Regions from separate parts of the Mus musculus genome. Here all the other regions are linked to region 1. The links are chromatin loops, found by intact Hi-C in ENCODE. Cell type or tissue: gastrocnemius. All regions are shown on one strand.

Region 1 (5,000 bases):
AATGTTTTTATTTTTCATTATTATATATAGCTTGGAAAATATATTTTAGGTTGTTCATTTTTCACATCTTAAATACTACTTATTTTTTCTTTGATGATACTAAACTATTTTAAAAATTTATATCTATTTTATAGATATTAGTTTCACTCTGTTTTCAACACTTTGGCCTGAACTTGTTTATGGAAAAAAAAAAATAACATCGACAATATTAGCTGGTTATATTGGCAGGAGAGGGCATATCATGTGTTTTTTATACCTTGTATTAACAATAAACCTTCTCACAGAGAAGAACATAAATACCTTAAATTATATTTCCAACAATAAAAATTCACATTTCATGCTTTAGTGAGACACTTAAGTCAGCTGTAAGGTAGTCCTCAGAGTTTGGGGTAGAGCCCTTCCAGTAGCTGGACCCCTGGTATGTGCCAAATAGAAAGCTCTTTTGCTATGACAATAGCGTAGCTTCTGCCATCTTCCTGTCCAGTAGAAAAAAGCTGCCAAGTTGCAACTGCAATCTCGAGTCACATCAGAATGACAGCCAATGTGCTTCAAGCCTGGGCACTCAAGGACCTCAGTCTGCAGCCTTGGAGAGCCCTCAGGAGCTCGCCTGTTCTCTAGTGGGAGTCCAGATGAAGACAGCCCTTCTGAGTACAGCTATGTATGTCTATTGCACAGGATTTTATAAGATTCCCCCTTTAGCTACTATATACATTTTTCAGATAATTTCAGAGTTTCACTGGGGAATGTGACTTGCAGAGAGTTTCCTTTAGAGGCAGGCTCCTCTCTGTGGCTCCCACTAACCTCATCCACCAACAGGACACTCTCAGAGTCCTGGCCCTGGGAGGAGTCTGAGGTCTCGGAAATTCGCAAAGTTCTCAGCGAGGTGGTGTCTGCTTGGGTCAGGCCCATGCCATGCGAACCTGGAAGCAAATTCCTGCCTCCGAGGCTGCTTTCAGTCAGGTCTGGCAGGTACAGGAGGGTCTGGGACGTGCTGCTGATCTCCTTTAACTCCCGGGCGAGGAAGGAGCGAGAGTGGCCGGACATGGCGGAAGATGTCCTCCGACTCTCTGAGCAGTGCTGGGCCGAGCTGTCTCTGCCGGAACCGCCAATGCGGCAGAAGAGGCACTTGATCTTCTCTATGGCTTTACTGAGCACAGTCTTCCGAAGAAGGATGTAAATCCAGGGGTCCAGGATGGGGTTCACAGAAGCAATCCTGATGGCCTGCAAATCTGGGTTTCTGCTGATGTCTTTCACCACGTTTGGCTGATATAACTGGTTAATGAACACTCGCACCTGTGTAAACGAGAGGCAGGCCCACGTTGAAATTTTTATAATTATGCAATTTGGCAAAATACTTAAGTGCTCCATTTATCTTTGCCACGTGACGTGATGTAGCTGCTCTCATGTGGGAATGCCTGCTCTGCTACAGCAGTTGACACAACAAGCTAGTTACTGTATTTTAAAGGAGACTCATTTTGTAAGCCAATTAACGGTGAAATCATTACAAAAAGCTGAGTTGTCTATGCTTTACCCCCAGAGAAAATGCTTTGTTGTTTTGACCCACCGACGATCTCTCCTGTCACCCAGAATCACTGGAGAACTATGTTTTCAGCGAGATGGTGTCCGCTTGGGTCAGTCCTAGCTCTCCCTGCTCTCCCTAGTAGTTACATAGTGTTACTGTCTCTCAGCTACTGCACGTGGGCAGGCTCGGGAAGAGCCCTTCCTGAGAAGCAATAGCATTGGGCTTTGATGGAGGAGGGGCAGTCTGCCAGCTTCCCACGGAAGGAAATAAGATTCGGCAGGCAGAGAGAAAGTGCAGAGTCATGGAAGAGTGAAATGCTATGTCATCCTCCAGGAAAGCCGGATGATTCACTGGAATGAGCCAGGTCACCATAAGCCTAGGCAATGTTAGCATTCCTTAGCGGAGAAAGCACTTGTTAGTACTCTCAAGTGTATTCCCAATGTGTTGTAAAACTTGCTTGTAACCCAGGTAAAGTGAAGCTCTGAGATCATAATCACTGCCCTGCTCGTGGGAATTATTTTAGGTGAGGAAGAAATAAAAAGTTATTCTCGTAGTCAGGAAAGAGGAATACCAGTTTTAAAGGGCGAATGAGCACCCACAAAGAGCCTGTAGCAATTAGAAACAAACGTTTGTAACAAGACTTGATGTTTTCACTGTCATGGTGTTTGGTGTAATAACTAATGATTCATGCTATATTGCTTACCAGAAAAGGGCATGGATATGTTAAGAAAAATAGCAATTTGGGTAAAAGCTTTAAAAAATTAAAGATATATTTTTAAATTAATTTGTAAAATTCAATTTATATGCAACTTATTTCTTGATGATCTGAGCCAATGATACAACTCTATGTCTGTTTCTTCATTGATCCCATTTAGGCAAATGCCCAAGAGTCCTTGCACGTCCCCAGTGTTCTTAGTAGTCATTGTTTTTCCCCACTGGTTTTGGAAATATATTGGTTGTAAAACTTGTAAAAACCTAACCTAAATTTCTATCGGTTCCGATATGTTGTTAGCAGCTACTCTTCTAGGAGCCACGGAATTGTGAACTCTAAAGATTTTGGAGAAAGGATTATCAACCGCAAGTCTTGTAGAATAAAAGAGTCAAATGGACTTCAGATGAAATTCATCTTGTTCTCTTGAGGGCAGATCAGTAAAAATGATGGAAATTAAACAGCAGGGGATGTTTCTAAAGATGAAAGAAGTGTTGGGTAGGAACGGGCTGGTAGCCCTGTCGGTGGCAGGGTTTGTGTGAAACGGACACGCTAATCAGCCTCCAGAGGGCAGTGTTGCCTCACTCTGGAGCGGCTAGTGCTGTCTCTCCTGGGACAGGTTTTGTTTTGTTTTGTTTTGTTTTGCTTTGTTTTGTGAAAGAAGCTTTTAAAACAGAATCTTGGTTAAGTTTGGACTTTGAATGATATATCTTAACATGTTTTTATACTGGTTGCTTCTCCACCAAAACCTCAAAGGAAACACGGTTTACCTCTGAAAAGAGGAAATTTCTGAACGGTTAAAACAAAAAGCTGTAGTTACTTAAAGGAACGCATGAAGAATTCACATTTTGTTTTTAAATTAAGTCAATGTTGTAAAAAAAATGAATGATGTATTGTTTCATTTTATCTTCAGCCATAATTAAATTTGACAGCTATAAAAGGGAATGAAAACAAGGCATACACACACACACACACATATGTGTATATATGTATGTATATATATACACATATATGTATATGTATATATATGTTGTAATGTCTTTCAGTAAATGAGAGCTCATAGGGGTAGCATATGGATGGGTATAGAGTATAGCATTCTGGGCTAGGATACGATTCAGTGGCCTAGCATGCATGAACCCTGAAGCTTAATTCCCAAAAGTGCAGAATAAATTCAATAAATAATTCCAAATTCACATAAAAATTTCTCAAAAGCCCAGTTGTGGAAGCACGTGTTGCTGATCAAACAGAACCTTTGAGTCAGAGGGGGCGGGAGGAAACTTCTAAAAACCTTGCTGAATACAAATGAAGCTGCTTCCTTCCACTTCAGACCACGAGCGGCTGCAGGCCTTGAGACTGTCACTTGTGCCTCATATTGGCAGCGATTCAACAGTTCCGAACATCTTAAGACTGATCAGACAGTAAGCCCAGGAGCACTGAAATAGCACTTGGAGGGGCTCCAATAAAGTGAGAGGTATGGCTTCAGGAAAGTTGATGGGAGGGTGTATGGTAATGTGGTAGAGAGGCCTGACTGGACAAACCTCTCCATCGTTAGGCTGTGATGTGTAGGTGTTTATCATTTATACTTAAGTGGTTTGGATCTTTTTGTTGTTATTGTTGTTGTTGTTTCGAGACAGGGCTTCTCTATGTACCCCTGGCTGGCCTGGAACCCACAGAGCTTTCCCTGCCTCTATCTCAGGAGTGCTGGTCTTAAAGGTGTGAGCCACCACTCTGAGCTGTGCATACATTCTTACAGTGCTTGGAACAACACCTAGGACCAGCGTGTATTTCATCACCTTACTATTTTCTTATTAACCCACGTGTGGAAACCTGGCCCCTGCAGACTACACGGATAACTGCAGGTAAAACACAGCTTCGGGGTACAGCTGATGGCTGGCATTCAAAACATACTTAAGAATAACCTGTTCGAAGGGAATGTTGACTTGCATTGTTGAACTCTTGACTAGACTAATGTAATAATTGATTGTCTGAATTGAAACGCCGTCTAGTTAACGGCAGGCTCTGTCACTGGATTTGAGCATAGGGCTACTTGTTCTGTTCCAAGCACAGGAAAGGAATTATCTCTGTGTGCTCTGTTATCTCGTTGCCTTGTGAAGAGCCTAGAATTGACACAGCTGTTACTAGAAGTCCTCACCACACCCCTGGAAAACAAATGGCCAAGGAAAATGCCCTTAACTGAGTGGTGGTATGAGACTGTATTTCTTGTTACTTCTAGGCTACTAACGGGTCATTCATTGCATGCCAGTCGCCTAATCCCTACTGGTTAATATCTACATTGTGAATCTATTTTAAAAGTTGTTTTGCATTCCTAATTCACAGCTTTCACATTTCAGCTCTAAGGGAGACAATGTCCTGTTATAGATGTTCAATAAAAGCAAAGCTTGAGATGTCAGTAAAGATGATGAGAAGAACTGAAGAAAGATTCATTCCCAGCCATCCAGTTAGACACAGTTCTTCATCTGCAGCTGGGGAAACAGAGGCGTGGAGTGGGTAGGGACATGAGCCACTGAGCTGATTCCAACAAGCTGCTGGGTTTGGCAAAACCCTGTTTTTCTGTACTGCTCTGCAGTCCTCCCAGGGCTCCTAAAGGCCTTCCGTTTCACATTATGACTCAAACATTGCTTCTAGGAAGCGCAGTTCTTTTAAAACTTGGTTGCATTTTTTTTTTTTTTTTAGAAAAGTGATCCATCTCATTGGTTTTGCTACAGTGGCATCTAAATTAATCACCTCCCTTTTACCTGTGCATTTTCA
Region 2 (5,000 bases), 970 kb after region 1:
CTAAAATCTATAGGAGAGCACCCTCGTTTTTCTGGTACCCACCCACCTGTTTTCACATTGGAACACATATTTGGAGAGACTTCAATCTGTGTTCCTTATTGGCTGTTGACAGATACAAAACAGAGATTCAAAGAGTTAAGTTGAAACCAAGTATGTGTATGCATGGATTTGTAAACAAACTGCCTAGCAGTGCTGTAGGAACAGACACTATTTCTCTGGGGATGCCCACATACGACTTTCTTCCTGTCCTTTCTCCACTTTCCACTGCCTCTGAAAATTCTGTCCTGTTAATATTAGTTTTTAATGAAACCAGTATGCTTAACTCCAGAGTTATTTGCTGCTCTGGAATTGCTAGTCCTCCTGAGACAGACTCAAGGGCAGGCTTTGCATTCTTTTGCACAGTAACGACACCAGAAAACCAGAGCTCCCATGCAAAAGACTCAGTCCTCAGCAAGCCTTCTTCTCCTTTAGGAAGAGCTGAGAGGAACAGAATGAAAGCTCTTTCAAAAGTTTAATAATAAAACTCACTCACAGCTGAAACATAAGAACTGACTACAGAACACTGCAAAACTGTAAATGCTTCAAAGATACCACAGCAGTTCCCTTAGGTCTTTCACTGGCCAAAATGTCAGTTCTTGGATGCTTACAGCAAAGGAGACCAACATGGCTGACCTTTGTCCCAAACTTGAAACATCAGCCGTAGAGGGGAGCTGAGCAGAGATAATTGAAAAACTTATTTTCAGATGTGCCTTAACATTATATGTCTAATTTTATTCTGACATTGACAAAGCTGCTGGTAAATGAGGTTATACAGTTTCATTAGATTATCTAAATGTCATTTAAGGGAAAGAGAAAACCAACTTCAGTATAATTTCAAATAGCCCCTTCACTGCACATACAAATGGGCTGAGTCTTTAGGCTGTGTCAGGATTTCCTCTATTCCTGTGTCTACTCAACCTACAGAATCATCTCCCCTCCCCCACATCCAAAGCCCCACTCCCTGCCCAACTTGAAAAAGGAACTTCTGTACCTTTCCATATTCTCTCTGCCACTTTCTCATGATAACCTGTCTATCTCCATCAACCTGGGCAACACTTGCTCACAGGCCATGGCTTCCTTTCACAGATTTCCTAAATGTCTTCAGATTATTTATGACTCTTGTTTCCTTCCCCCTTGCCCATCGGCTCCCAGCACACAAGACTTGCAGACCTCTCCTAAGTGCTAGCATTTAAGAGAAGGTTTCTAAAACTTTCATGCCTCTTCTCGACCCCAATGTCAATACAGAAAGCTCTTTGGTGCAACACCTCTGCTGTCCCACGCAGAGATGGATCTAGCCCTTGAACATGCTACACAAGCACTCCACCATTGACTGAGATAGATATGCAATGCTATGTTCACTTTGAAACAGAGTCCAGACTGGTCTTAAACCTCTGGCTTGAGCTTGGGATTTTCTGGTCTCAGTCTTCCCATTTGTTGTGATTTCAGCCCTGCACCACCAGACCCAGGCACATCTATTGCTTGATCTGTGCTTCTAATGGGACCAGCAGACTCAGCTATTGATAGCTATGTGAATTAATTGAAAGATGGTACCTCAAAATACAGTCTAAGTTCATACCATTCCTTCTGGCAAACATTTAGTTTAACACCTCTGCTCAAATCTGACAAGAAAACCCTTTTCTCTTTGACTGACATTTCTTGTGAACCCCAAGATAGGCAGTTGGCTGCTCAATTGTCATTTCTGTAACTGCCGCCTCCTCTAGACATTAGTTTGTCTGGATAAGTTCAAAATCAAATTCTCATCACCCTTTTTCCAGATCTGTATTTCTGTATTAGTCAGGGTTCTCTAGAGTCACAGAACCTATGGAATATATATATATATATATATTAAGGTATGCCTCAAGATCTGGATTAAAGTTATACGCCATCCCACCTCAAGATCTGGATCAAAAGCCTGTGTCTTCCAGATTCAAGATCTGAATAAAATCCATGTTGTCTTTCTGCCTCAAGATCCAGGTCACATGTATACCCTCTATTTCTAGATTGCAGTTCACTTCAGTTATAGTCAAATACAACTGAGAATACCCTTCACAAGACCTAACCATGGATGTCCTGGTTTGATCTAAAGACTTTGACACCTGGCTTAACCTTTATCGTTAACTGTTATGTCTGGAGTAGAATTGTTAAAGCAACCTTAAAGGACTCATCACAGAGAACACCAACAAAAACAGAGAGAAAGGACAGGAAGGAAAGAAAGGAAGAAAGGGTGGGAGGGGGAGGAGGGAGGGAGGAAGGAAGGAAGGAAGGAAGGAAGGAAGGAAGGAAGGAAGGAAGGAAGGAAGGAAGGAAGGAAGGAAGGAAGGAAGGAAGGAAGGAAAAAAGCAGCTAAGGTCACCTGTGTAGCAAACATTTTTAACAATGGCTGTACTGCCATCTGCTGGAAGAGTTTGTAAACTGCACTTGAACTAAAGCTTCAACTCTGTCCCTATATTCTGAACACTCTAAACACAGACTTTCATGCTGGATGTTATAGCAGATTTAGAGATTTCTGCAAGACGTATTTTTGACTTAAAGCAATACAAAGTTACAATTAACAAGCAGTTGATTGGCTTTCGATTGCAAGAGACATGTTACACTGACAAAACTTCAGTAAAGCAATGGCTGATCTGTTGAGCAATGTTAGGGTTTGTAAAACATCTTGTCCAATGTCAGATAAGCTTTAGGAAATCACCCAACCTTTAGTGCTCTCTGATCTCTAGAGTCAGGCTGCCTGTACATTTACTGCTATGCACTGTTGCTGAGTATTTAGGGGGTCCGTTTTCTCTTTGAACTGGCTGGTTTTGTGTGACAACTGAAGACAAGCTAGAGTCATCAGAGAGGAAGGAGCCTCAGGTGAGGAAGTGCCTCCATGAGATCCAGCTATAAGGCATTTTCTCAATTAGTGGTCAATGGGGGGAGGGCCCAGCCCACTGTAGGGGAGGACCACTTCTGGGCTAGCGGTCCTGGGTTCTTTAAGAAAGAAGGCTGGGCAAGCCACGTAAAGAAAGCCAGTAAGCAGCACCCCTCTACGAACTCTGCATCAGCTCCTGCCATAGGTTCCAGCCCTGTTTGAGTTCCTATCCTGACTTCCTTCAGTGATGGACTATGATCTGTAAATGGAAGCCAAATAAACCCTTTCCTCCCTAATTGCTTTTTGGTCATGGTGTTTCACAGCAATAGAAACCCTAACTGAGACAGTCTTTGTCATATGGAGATGGTACTATCACACCTTCTCAGGAGTAATGGGAAGATCCAATCAGGAAAAGCTGTGAAGGCACTCAGAACAGGACACAGTGTTTAATAACTATTAGTGGCTTCCGTTAACCTGCGCAAGTTGCTGCAAATTTTACATAACCATCCCAGTAAGTGACAGTGAGGCCGCAGAGGCTGCAGGCGGTCCCACTGAGTAAATGACTTTCAACTAGTTTGTCAATAAAATTTTTGAAGTGTAACGTGTATATAATAAAAACTCATCGATCATAAAAAGCACAATTTTAGGAGTTTTTTTACTTTACACAGTAAAATTTAACTGTTTTCATAACTACTGTCGGGATAAAGAACTTTGTCACCACCCTGTGCCCGTGACCATCTCCATACTCACTGCTACCTCGCCCTTACTAACCACTGCTGAAATCTTTACGGTCTCAGTTTTTCTCTTTAGAGTTTTGTTAACGAAATTGTAGCATTATGCAAAGTGTCGTGTCTGGAATTCAGTACTTAGGACGAAGATGTTGCGATCCATCTGTGTTGCTCTGAATGATACGAGTTCATGCCTTTGCAATGCACCTTAGAATTTCACAAAATCTCAGATCAAAGTCACTGTATCTGTACCCTTTCTGCAGACACGTGTTCTCCTTTCCATTTCATAAATATTTAGAGTTGTTAAAGCTTGAACAATTAAATAAATATTTGTAATTAAATATAACTGTCAAATGTTTATATTATTTCATGGTCCTGTCAACAAAGTTGAATTCTGGCAAATAACTAATAAATTCAATTTTATTTATTTTAGCCATTCTAATTACCTGTATTGTAGAACATTCTTTTCGCTCACAATTCTATTCCTAATCGTGCCTGCCACTCATGTTTTCTGTGTATTTTGTAATTTATTTTCTGATACAGCTTTGAGAGGAAGTGTGCTTTGCAAATTTAGCTCGTAGCAAAGGCTAGCTCATACCTGGTGGCTCATTTTACCATCTTTACAAACTCCTCTTTACAGAGCAAATGTTTTAATTTGTGGGTTAGAATGCTGCTCAAGGGAAGTGTGCTTGTCTAAAGCTCTTAATGCACTCAGGTACTAGAATAAACTTAATTTTTCATTTACATGAAATCCATCTTAGAAAATGTCAGTGCTCTCAAACAGTTTTGAACCTGGACTCTTTTCTTTGAGGATTTCTTTTCATTTCTAGTTATAGGCTCTATATTTGGAATTATCATCTTTCTTGAGTTAATTCAGATAAGCCATGTGAGGTAGAAGATGAATTACAACACTTTTACACATATTCAGTTACCATGGCACCTTTGCTAAGAGGACTCTTATTATCAAGTCATTATTTTGACTAGCTGCAAAATTTTATTTGAACATATATGTAAGGTTTAAATTCTGAAATCTACTGGGCCTGTAGACATAGGTGTTTCCTTAAATATATTAGTTATTTTATAGTCTTGGTATTAAGTACTGTCTTAATCCCATGTTTTTCCCTTACAAAAATTTCATCTCCTAGTAAATTGTAGATATATGTTATTAATTTATACCCCCACAAAAGGAAAATGTTGATGGTATTTGTACAAATACCACATTGAAGTTGTATCACTATGGGAAAGGGAGAAAAGTATTTCATCTCGGGAGTTATTAAGTTGTATCTCAACACATTGATTTGGTTTCTTTTACCCATGTTTGTGGTACATGACTCGTGTCTTTTATTAAATTTAACCTTTAGTATTTTAAATTTTGTATGCCATGT
Region 3 (5,000 bases), 840 kb after region 1:
GAGTCATTATTGTACATTTCCATGAATAATTGATAATAATTCCAACTTCACAGGGCATTTCCTATACATTCACCACACCCATTTTAGTAAATACGAAGTGTATGTTTCTATAGGTTTACTTGTATTTCACCAATGACTCCATCCATTAATCTCATTGTATTTTCTCGGTGATGCAAACCTCACCTCTCCTCATTTGCTTTTATTAGTCTTAGCTGTCTGCTCTCACGTATCCTTATATTCAATATTCTAACAGACAAAAACATTCTTCAGATAAAGAAATGTTTCACCATAAATATTAGATTATTTTGACTTTTGACTTGACAAATGATTCTCTTTCATGCACATTGGCACAATGAAATGCATGAAAGTTCATAAAATTGATATATTCCCTTAACACTTTAGTGTTGTGATATCTTCAGGAATATCTTCTACAGCTTGGGTGCCATCTATGACTAAGTGAAAGAGATAAAGTAGAGGGTAGTTTACTCCCACAGAATTGTTGAAGAAACCCTCATGGGGTAGAGCTACAGGAACGGAGGCATCCCCTATTAAAGGAACTCAAAACGTTAGAAGCTGGGTTAGGAGATGCTAAAAGCAGAGCGAAAGCAAATACAAAGGTCCTGAACAAAAGACTGAACCTGGTACTTTAAATGTTAGTAAGGTAGTGTGGATGCACAGAAGAGTCAGAGAGAGAACTGTCCTCAGAGTAGTTGGGATGCAGAGTAAAATTATAGGTTTGGGTGAATGCATAAATTTATACGTAGGCTAAATTGTCATAAAAATGCATACAAAAATTTAAGTATAAAGACTTCATGATATTATTAACATTTTTAAGATACAAATTTTGCTTTTCGATGGAAACATACGACACGAAATAATACAGAGGCATGTAGGACCTAAATAAGAAACAGTGATGGATTAGGGAGATTGGGAGAGGAAAGTGGATTTATGTTGGAGGGATAATTAGCAACACTTGCAAACAGGACAGGTTTGCTAGGTATGCATGAGACAGAATTGCGACAGGTACTCGCGTTTGCGTTGGTGCCGGTGCTTTTCTTTCTTTTTTTTTTTTTCAGAGTTTATAAGATATTTTTTAATACCCAGAAACTAATATCGATGATCACAAAACCCTTTGAGGCAAGAGCTTTTATCTTAGCTTTATAAATGCGACTTTATAAATTTTCATGACTTTCTCAGGATCATTGGGCAGATTTTACAATTCGTTACACGCAGTCCAGGATATCTTTTTTTTTTTAACTAGGTATTTTCCTCATTTACATTTCCAATGCTATCCCAAAAGTCCCCCACACGCTCTCTCACCCGCTCCCCCACCCACCCACTCCCATTTCTTGGCCCTGGCGTTCCCCTGTACTGAGGCATATAAAGTTTGCAAGACCAATGGGCCTCTCTTCCCAATGATGGCTGACTAGGCCATCTTCTGATACACATGCAGCTAGAGACAAGAGCTCAGGGGTACTGGTTAGTTCATATTGTTGTTCCACCTATAGGGTTGCAGATCCCTTCAGCTCCTTGGGTACTTTCTCTACCTCCTCCATTGGGGGCCCTGTGTTCCATCCAATAGCTGACTGTGAGCATCCACTTCTGTGTTTGCTAGGCCCCAGCATAGCCTCACAAGAGACAGCTATATCAGGGTCCTTTCAGCAAAATCTTGCTAGTGTATGCCATGGTGTCAGCGTTTGGAGGCTGATTATGGGATGGATCCCCAGATGGACCATCTAGAGACTGCCTGTGCTTTTCAATGAGATGGAAAATACTGAAGAACTCCAATCTGAGGAAAGCATTTAATGTTGAATAGGTAATTTACTGTGGAATCAATGTAAATTGACTAAACATTCCTGTTAAAACATATCTTGTATCGAGTTAAAAGAAATGCTAGAACGTTGAAATTACCAAGGTATAGTAATGTGTCTCTGCCATCATCAGCACTCAGAAAGCCAGTGTATGCTATCCTCCCATACACACAGACAAAAAAAAAAGCAAAAAGATGAAACTAACAAACTCAAAGAAAGTAAAAAATAGATACTGAGATGTGGGGAAGGCATTCCTAGCATATAATTTTATAATCTTTAAGTTTTATCAATGTCATGATTTTGTTGCCATGATAAAAGCACAATGACCAAAGCAACTTATAAAAGAAAGAGTTTATTTTGACCTAGCACTGAGAAGGAAAATCAGTAATGGGAGAGAAAGGCGCCACAGTGCTCAACAAAAGCATGAGGCCTAGAGGGCAACAGAAAAGCGAAAGCTGGACAGCAATGTGGAAATGGAACAAGGAAGGCTAGTTACTCTCAAAGACCTCCCCAGTAAAGCTCTTCCTGCAGTGAGTTTCTTGTCCTGAAACTTCCATGGCGTCCCCCAAAAGCACCAGCAATGGGGACAAAGTGTTAAATATATAAGCCTATGGGGAGAAATCTTCTATTCATGTTACTATATTTGATAAGAAACATTTCATTTACTTGGAAGGATGATAAGGGAGAACATGTTTCCTTGAGGAAGAGTATAAGCTTTATATTTTATATATGCCATCACATACATATATATATGGAGAGAGAGAGAGAGAGAGAGAGAGAGAGAGATGTGTGGGTGTGTGTCTGTATTGCACATGCTCAAGATTTCCTTAAGACAATTATATTTTTTCTTGTCCACATTTGACTTGTGAATGTCTATTTGCAAAACAATACTATATTCAAATCCTAAATTGCATGAATTATAGTGTTAAGTCTCAGATCAGAAATTAAAAGCTATATATGGGTGTGTGACCTAAGTAAATGATGATTTGTTCAAAAGAAAAAATATTATTCAATAATGGGCATGTTCAAGATTACTGTTATTATACTGACTTGGTTTGTGTTTCTGGAGAAAGAAACCACATAAAATGCACAGTTCACTACTGCCCTCTGCTGCACACAGGGCAGAGGAGAGAACTCGGAAGAGTGGCCAGAGAGCTATAGTATTGTGTCCTGACAACACACTCAGGTAGGATCCTGTTTAGTGACCACACTAACTGATCCTGGGTAAAACACACTTACTGAATTTCACTGCAAAAATAGTGTTTCAATCAGATTCATAGTGTGTCTAAAACACCCTCATAACTCAGGAGAAAAGATAGCTAAAATCCAAACAAAATGCTCATGCTGGACAGATCTCCGTGAATGAGTTACTTTTTCATAGACATGGTCTGAAGCCAGAGGGAAGCATCTCATTATTAAGGGGTCAGTGGAGTTCCTCTTTGATGTTTAGTGAATTATTATGAGAAGAACATCCAGAGAACAAAACGTTCCAATGGCAAGTCAATGATAAAATCTTACAGAGGCAGACCAGAGTAAGGCAAATTTGCCTTTTAGAAACTAGGAAGGATTTTCGTTGTTTTGTTTTCAGTTTTGTTTTGGTTTGTGTGGAAGGCTTCCAGCTGAGAGAGAACACTATGTGCCTCCTACCAACAGAAGGCTTGTTACAATGGAAGCAACCCTTAAACCGCATTCTGCCAAACATGCAAACATTCGTCAGCAAACAGGAAGAAGTCACCCAACCTAGTCATGCAAGCTGGCTGTCTTCTCAGGCCTCAAAACTCTCAAGTGCTCACGATGATCTTTTAGCTGACTCAAACAACTTTCTATCGGCTGCTGAACAACAAGTCATTTCGGGCTGGAGTGGAAGGGAAAGGCGAAGAGGCAAACCAAGTAACATAGAGACCATATAACATCACACCATAAAGACAGAAATAGTCTCTTTACGTGGACAAAATAATGTTAGAGCATCTAGTAAAACTAAATATTGTTTAAGTATTATTTAACTCCTGGTTTCCTTTCAGTTCCTAAATGGCTCCCAGTTAACAACATCTCTGGTGCATCTCTAAACAATTTCTTTGTGGGGCTCTGACTTATCTCGTGGTCACCAGTGTAGGACCACTGAATCCTATATGAAAGGTAATTTTGAAGCTGATAAGGCATATTTTGAACGGCAAAATCAGCAAAGCTTTGTTTTGGCAAGTAAAACGATAGAGCATGGGCAAACAGAGCTTTAATGCCACACCAGTTTTCATTTAACTGTTGTTTATCCATATACCAAATTTGCAAAGTTATCCACTGTGCACTTGCCTGTTCAATTGAAACTGCCTCAATGTTTGCAATTTTAGATATTTCCCTTTAAATATTAATGTCCTATTAGACAAATGGCTTGAACATATTTTCATGCATCATGTTGGTTTCCTTTATAAGGTCTACAAGTTGAATTCAAGGCATACTCAGCCTATACACACCACACACACACACACACACACACACACACACACACACACATTTTTTAAAAAAATATCTGGAAATCAAAGCAAAAATAAGCTATACCTTTACATGTAGTAGGATGACTGATATTTAAAGTCAAATTGTACTAACTCAGAAATGTATACTTTACGGAGTCCTATTTAGTTGTTTTGTTTTGCATTGCCTATGCTTTGGGAAATAATATTGGTAAAATCATGCCAAGACCAGTTGTACAGTTGTGCCAGTGTTTTCTTCTAGAATGTTTGTGGTTTCCAGCCCTATAATTAAATCTTCATCCATTTTTTGTTAGCTTGTGTGTATTATATAATCTAATGGTTCAGTTTCATTGTTTTGTATATGAGCTTCATTAGTTTGACAGCTTGCCATTTTCTTATTTTGTATTCCTGGCATCCTTGTTCAGAATTAGTAGATTGTATTTATGGATTTATCTCTGGATGCTTTACTGTGTCCCATGGCTTTATACATCTCTTTTTGTGCCAGTTCCATGTTGTTCTGATCACTGAAACTCTACGATACATGAGAAATTTCTCAAACTCAGTCACCATGAGGAAAAAATAAGAAGCTAAGGCCAGGAGACTGGCTTAGCAGGAAAACACTTGCTTCCTAAATGTAATGACACCTGAATCTGTATTTCAAGCACCCATAAAACACCTGATGGTATGTGTCCCTTTCTTGTACTTCCAGGGCTCAGAAGGGAGA
Region 4 (5,000 bases), 680 kb after region 1:
GCCTATATGAGGGTGCTCCTCCACCCACTTACCCACTCCTATCTCACCCCTATAACATACCCTTACTCTGGGGCATCAAACATCCACAGGATCAAGGAGCACCCCTCCCATTGATATCAGATAAGGCAATCCTCTGTTGCATATATATCTGGAGCCATTTCCATGTATACTCTTGTTGATTGTTTTGTCTCTGAGAGCTCTGAGTGGTCCAGTTAGTTGATATTGTTCTTCTTATAAGGTTACAATCCCCTTCAGCTCCTCCATTCCTTCCCCTAGCTCTTCCATTGGGGTTCCTGGGCTCAGTTCAATGGTTGGCTCTGAGTGTTTGCATCTGTATTGGTCAGGTGTTCCCTCTCGGGGAACAGCTATACTGGACTCAGCAAGCGCTTCTTGTCATCAACAATAGTATGTGGGTTTGGTGTCTGCAGAAAGGAATGGATCCCTAGGTGGGGTGGTCTCTAGAAGACCTTCTCTTCAGTCTCTGTTCCAGTATTTTGTCCCTGTCTTTCGTTTAGACAGGAACATTTCTGGGTTAAACATTTTGAGATGAGTGGGTGGCCCTATCTCCCAACAGGTTCTATCTCCTCTTTGTTGTGTATATCGGCTAAAGTCAGCTCTTTTGGGTCCTGTGAGCCTCTTGTTTCTCTGGTATCTGAGACTTTCTAGTGGCTACCCCCAGGTCCCCATCCCTAACTACTACATATTTCTATATAGTATTATAAACAGAAAACTAACAATTGAGTATAGAGAAAAATAAATTGGACAGATGACAATTTATTTGCTTTACATTTTATTGTATAAAATGATAAAGGAAAAATGAATCAGACAAAAAAGGGATCAAGTGCCAGTGATTTCATACTGCTTAACTTATTAGTGATGACAATATTTAGTGAGGCAAATGGTGAATGATGTCTGTAATGCACTATTGCTAGCTGAACATTCATATATGTGGTTCGTGTGAATGTACGTATTCTTGGTCCGTGCATGCGCCTATGTGTGTTTGTGGGTGCATCTGCACATATATGTGTGTGCTTCTACAGACCACAGGCATCTTCTTCCAGAAGTCTTTGTTTTATTTTTCAAGAAATGGTCAAGAAATGGTCCTCATTGACTCTGTAGCTCACTGATTGGGTTACACTAGCTGCTCAGTGGACTCCAAGGCTCCTCATGGCTCTGCCTCTCTAGAACTGAGGCTGCTGATACAAGTTACCCTGCCTGTCTTTTTATGTGGATGCTGGTGATCCAAAGTCAGGTCTTTCTGCTTGCACAGTAAGCTCTTTAATAACTAAGCTATCTCCAAAATTATAGTTTATTTTGTTTTATAAGAATTTTGAAGATAATGGCCTAGTGTCTATCTGTATTTATGTACATAAATGTGTGTGCGTGTGTGCGTGTGTGTGTGTGTGGGTGAATTCTTCCTCAGACCAACACTAACTGTGACAGGAGGTGTTTGCACTCCTGATTCTGTGTTGGTATATGACCAGGAGGTAAACACTCTGGTTATGCATATGAGATGTAGAAGTGACAGGACTTAATCAAAATGTGACATTTCAATTTTCTGTTCCTCCTTCGAGGTTTTATTGGAGACTACCAATCATGTTCTTTTGTAACCCATGAGTATTCAGCCAGGAAATTTTCAATAAAGGATTGCATTGAGGGCAGTAATATTTTTTCTTATATGGAAGACATCTGTGAAAACCAGAGATTTCTTGACTTAAATAAACAAAAATATTTTACAAATTACAAAGTCAGACTCCCTTGAGAGAGAATAAATGATTTGTGAAAAGCCTTGAACATTTTTCTAGAACAAAGAGAATTCTGAAAAGGGTGCATTTGTTATGATACAAAGTTATAACATGTAGATTAGACTTATGTTATTTATACACTGTTTACATATGAGAATTTTAATTTTATCTGATTATATGTTGAGTTTTTAAACACCCCGATATGATGGTTACTAAAACTACAAAAGAATGGACCTATCTTTCCTGAAATTATGAATAAGACGGCATATTCATCATAACAGATATGGTATTCTTTTCTTCTCTAGCTATAGGTGATGATCAAAACAATAAAACACATTTTTGCTGTGTTATCTGAATGATTCTGTGTTGTGCTGTCTTTAGGAATGACCTGAGTGTAAATGAACAGATTGCAGGTGACCCAGGAAGAAACGGACGTTCAGTTTGAAGTCCCAAATCTTAATGTGCATTGTGCCCTCTGCTGGTGGATAAACACCTGAGCCAAGAAGTATTCATGGATGAGGAAAAAAATTATCCTCAGTATTCCATAACTATACACAGCAGGAAACTAGGCAAAGGTAATAAATACTTATTTATATTCCAAGTTACAATTCATGGAATCAATATTTACTCATGAATACAAATTCCTCATCAATACATTTACAAAATCAAGGTATATGATCTATATTAAATTCTTAAGATTAACTTGAAGACACAATGTAAAACAAAAACAAACAAAACCCTACTTGCCTATACTTGTTTCTTACATGGAGACAAAACAGAAGTATAGCAAACTAACCTTAGAAAAGATGTTTGATCAATTAAGATATAATCGTGAAAGCATTTGACCCAGTAGGAGGTGTTATAAGACATTGGACTGGTAGTGAGACACAGGTGAATGTCATGCAGCTTCAACTAAGGCTTGCGTGAAAGCTTCATGTATCTCATTCCCACAGAGAGTCTATTTTTGATGCCCTTTCAAAAATAGTTTAAGTCAATATTAAGAAAGTGAATGCTTTTGTAGGAAAATTGACGAGGCTGCAACATCTTCGTTCACTGCAGGCACAGGGCAGGGGCAATTCAGGTACATGTCAAGGACCACAAAGAGGGAGAACACAGCCTTCTATACCCTGTGTCATTAAGGGCCACAGAGAAGGAGAACACAGCCTTTTGTGCCTAGTAGAGGAAAAGGCTAACTTTATTCTCTTTAAAGTAATTACAGAAGTTATTGTTGATCACGAAGCGTGCACTGAAGCCAGGAAAGGAAGGGATAGGATTAGTCATCTATGTTATCCTAAAATGACAGATCTTATTGAAGTATCTGTCTCTCCAGTGAGCAGATATGACCATTGTTTCAATTGTTCAAGAAACTTCCAGTCACCTCTTGGCAGGGGAAAAGCTAGAGAAACATAGAGCAAAACCATAAGAGGAAACAGCACACTAGACTCCATTCTGACCACAAATCCCTGGATATGACTACCGGTGACGTGAGTGAATGAGACCTTTGCCAATAGAAACAAGTTCAGGGTGACAGAAGAGAGACCACAGGTTTAGCTTAAGGGAGTATTAGCAAGTGTGAACCCCTCACTCAGCCAATGTCCACTCTTTCTGATAGTGAAGAAACTAAGTTGATTGAATTTTGTTTGTTTTTAAAAAGAAGAAATGAATAAAAAGAAGCTGTGATTTCTATCTTTCTGAAACCTAGGGGAGGATGGGAGATAACTGTACACCATGTAATATAGGTGTATGTGTGTGTGCATGTGTGCATGTGTGTGTGTCTGAGAGAGAAGGGAAGAGGGATGGAGAGAATAGACAGGAGCATGGTGATATGCCCTTGTATATAAGCAGAAGGAATATTAATGATTATTTGGCAACGTGTTTGTCAGTAAATTTGAGGACATCTTTTCCATTTCTGTAAAAAGAAGACATTGTAGCTAATTGTGAAGTAAATCTTTGATAAGTCTATAACTCCATGCATCTGACTATTCAGATTGTCTTACGTCTAGAAAGAACGTTTTAAGGAAAGGGCCAGAAAATCTGTAGAGTTTGTGGAGTGCTCTGAATTAGTAAAGTTTCTTGTAAGGGACTTTCATGAAAAAAAAAAGGGGGGGGGTGGGTCTGGTTTGCATGTGAAGATCTTTATCTAAGGTTAGCACCTACTGCATCAGTGATCAGACACCAGATAACTAAGAGAAATGTTTTCACTGGAGGGATTTCTTGGGAGTTTACAAAGCCTTAAATAGGGGTTTGAAGGAGGGGAAGAGTTCAGATTGAGGGGATTAGGGTGGGTATGGCTGGCATGGGAAATGACGTAGCTTAGAATGGGAGGGTTGGCAGGTCTTCTGAGACTGTTGCAGTTCTGAAAAACTTTGATAAGTTTCTGAGGAAAGGCATACACAAAGTAATACAATGCCATTATTCTGTTTGTAATGAATGTTAAGTAAGCTATGGCAGGCATTTGGGAAATGTAAATAGGGGTTTAAATATGACTTTGCATGAAAGGACAGCGTGCCCAGATGTAAGGGCATAGAAGGTGAGGAGACTACAAGTTATATGAGCGTGTACCACAAGGTAGGAAAGCACTGCAAATACAAATGGCAAGATGCTACTTGTGTAAGATTCTCTGACAAGCTTAGAGTTTGGGGAATTATGCCATGGTAACTCAGGGCTTGGAACCAGTTCATGGTGCAGTTGGGGTAAAGCAGACAGAGCACAGAAGCTGTATTTCAAGGTGGATATACTAGAAACTGGCTCTTCCTGTAGCCATAGATTGATTACTAGGTTGGCAAATGAAACACAGGAAGAATAGATAAAGACAAAAAGAGACATGAGTAGAAATGCTTAGCAAATCAGAGCAGACAGATTTACTTTTGCCAAGTTGTAGAGAAAACCATCCCCTTTGGGTTGCAGGAGTATAAAAGAAGTGACATGGACCTGATATGTATGTACATGGCTTTGGGCATCTTGGTATCTAAGTTGCAACATAAATGTCTAAGAAAGTATTCCTTTGAGATGTTACATTTGATGAAGAGGGAGTGGGAAGTAGAGGAAATGAATAAGAGTTCACAAGGACTGAATGATATCAGTGCAAGGTATTTGAATTATTAAATAGTAGTGAGTTTAAATTTGGTAGACTATACAGTTCTATTTGCTTTTGTCATCAGTCATTAGATAACCCAACTGAAAGATTAAATAAACGATAGCCCAAAATAGTAAATGTATATTTCAGCACAACTGATTATTTTTATGAGCCAAAAC

Evidence for each region. A loop is a pair of places that touch in the nucleus more often than their neighbours do. Peaks named below come from ENCODE experiments on the same cell type or tissue, not always from the same donor. Only the 100,000 strongest peaks of a DNase experiment are listed, where the experiment ranks them.
Region 2: it touches region 1 in a loop (21-fold over the local background); 32 of 42 quality-filtered maps call a loop at or near these places.
Region 3: it touches region 1 in a loop (6-fold over the local background); 34 of 42 quality-filtered maps call a loop at or near these places.
Region 4: a loop joins it to region 1, with 11 times the contacts of the local background. A loop is called at or near these places in 39 of 42 quality-filtered maps.

The regions. Positions count from the first base shown.
Region 1 is chr15:5,233,930-5,238,929 of GRCm38, forward strand. Ptger4 (prostaglandin E receptor 4 (subtype EP4)) reads right to left here. Exons shown (of 3, transcript NM_008965.2): 3 at 1-1,293. The coding sequence ends at 703. Among named protein-coding and RNA genes, the nearest start is that of Ptger4, 7.8 kb to the right of the region's middle. In gastrocnemius, a CTCF peak has its summit at 2,798 (motif pointing right); DNase peaks (open chromatin) are centred at 1,006, 1,773 and 2,801; H3K4me3 peaks cover 2,598 bases; H3K27ac peaks cover 1,883 bases.
Region 2 is chr15:6,207,061-6,212,060 of GRCm38, forward strand. No RefSeq gene overlaps it. Among named protein-coding and RNA genes, the nearest start is that of Gm23139, 58 kb to the left of the region's middle. In gastrocnemius, a CTCF peak has its summit at 2,440 (motif pointing left); a DNase peak (open chromatin) is centred at 2,434.
Region 3 is chr15:6,077,991-6,082,990 of GRCm38, forward strand. No RefSeq gene overlaps it. Among named protein-coding and RNA genes, the nearest start is that of Gm41259, 36 kb to the left of the region's middle. In gastrocnemius, a CTCF peak has its summit at 2,929 (motif pointing left); a DNase peak (open chromatin) is centred at 2,933; H3K4me3 peaks cover 991 bases; H3K27ac peaks cover 1,362 bases.
Region 4 is chr15:5,913,246-5,918,245 of GRCm38, forward strand. No RefSeq gene overlaps it. Among named protein-coding and RNA genes, the nearest start is that of Gm41259, 130 kb to the right of the region's middle. In gastrocnemius, a CTCF peak has its summit at 2,239 (motif pointing left); a DNase peak (open chromatin) is centred at 2,214.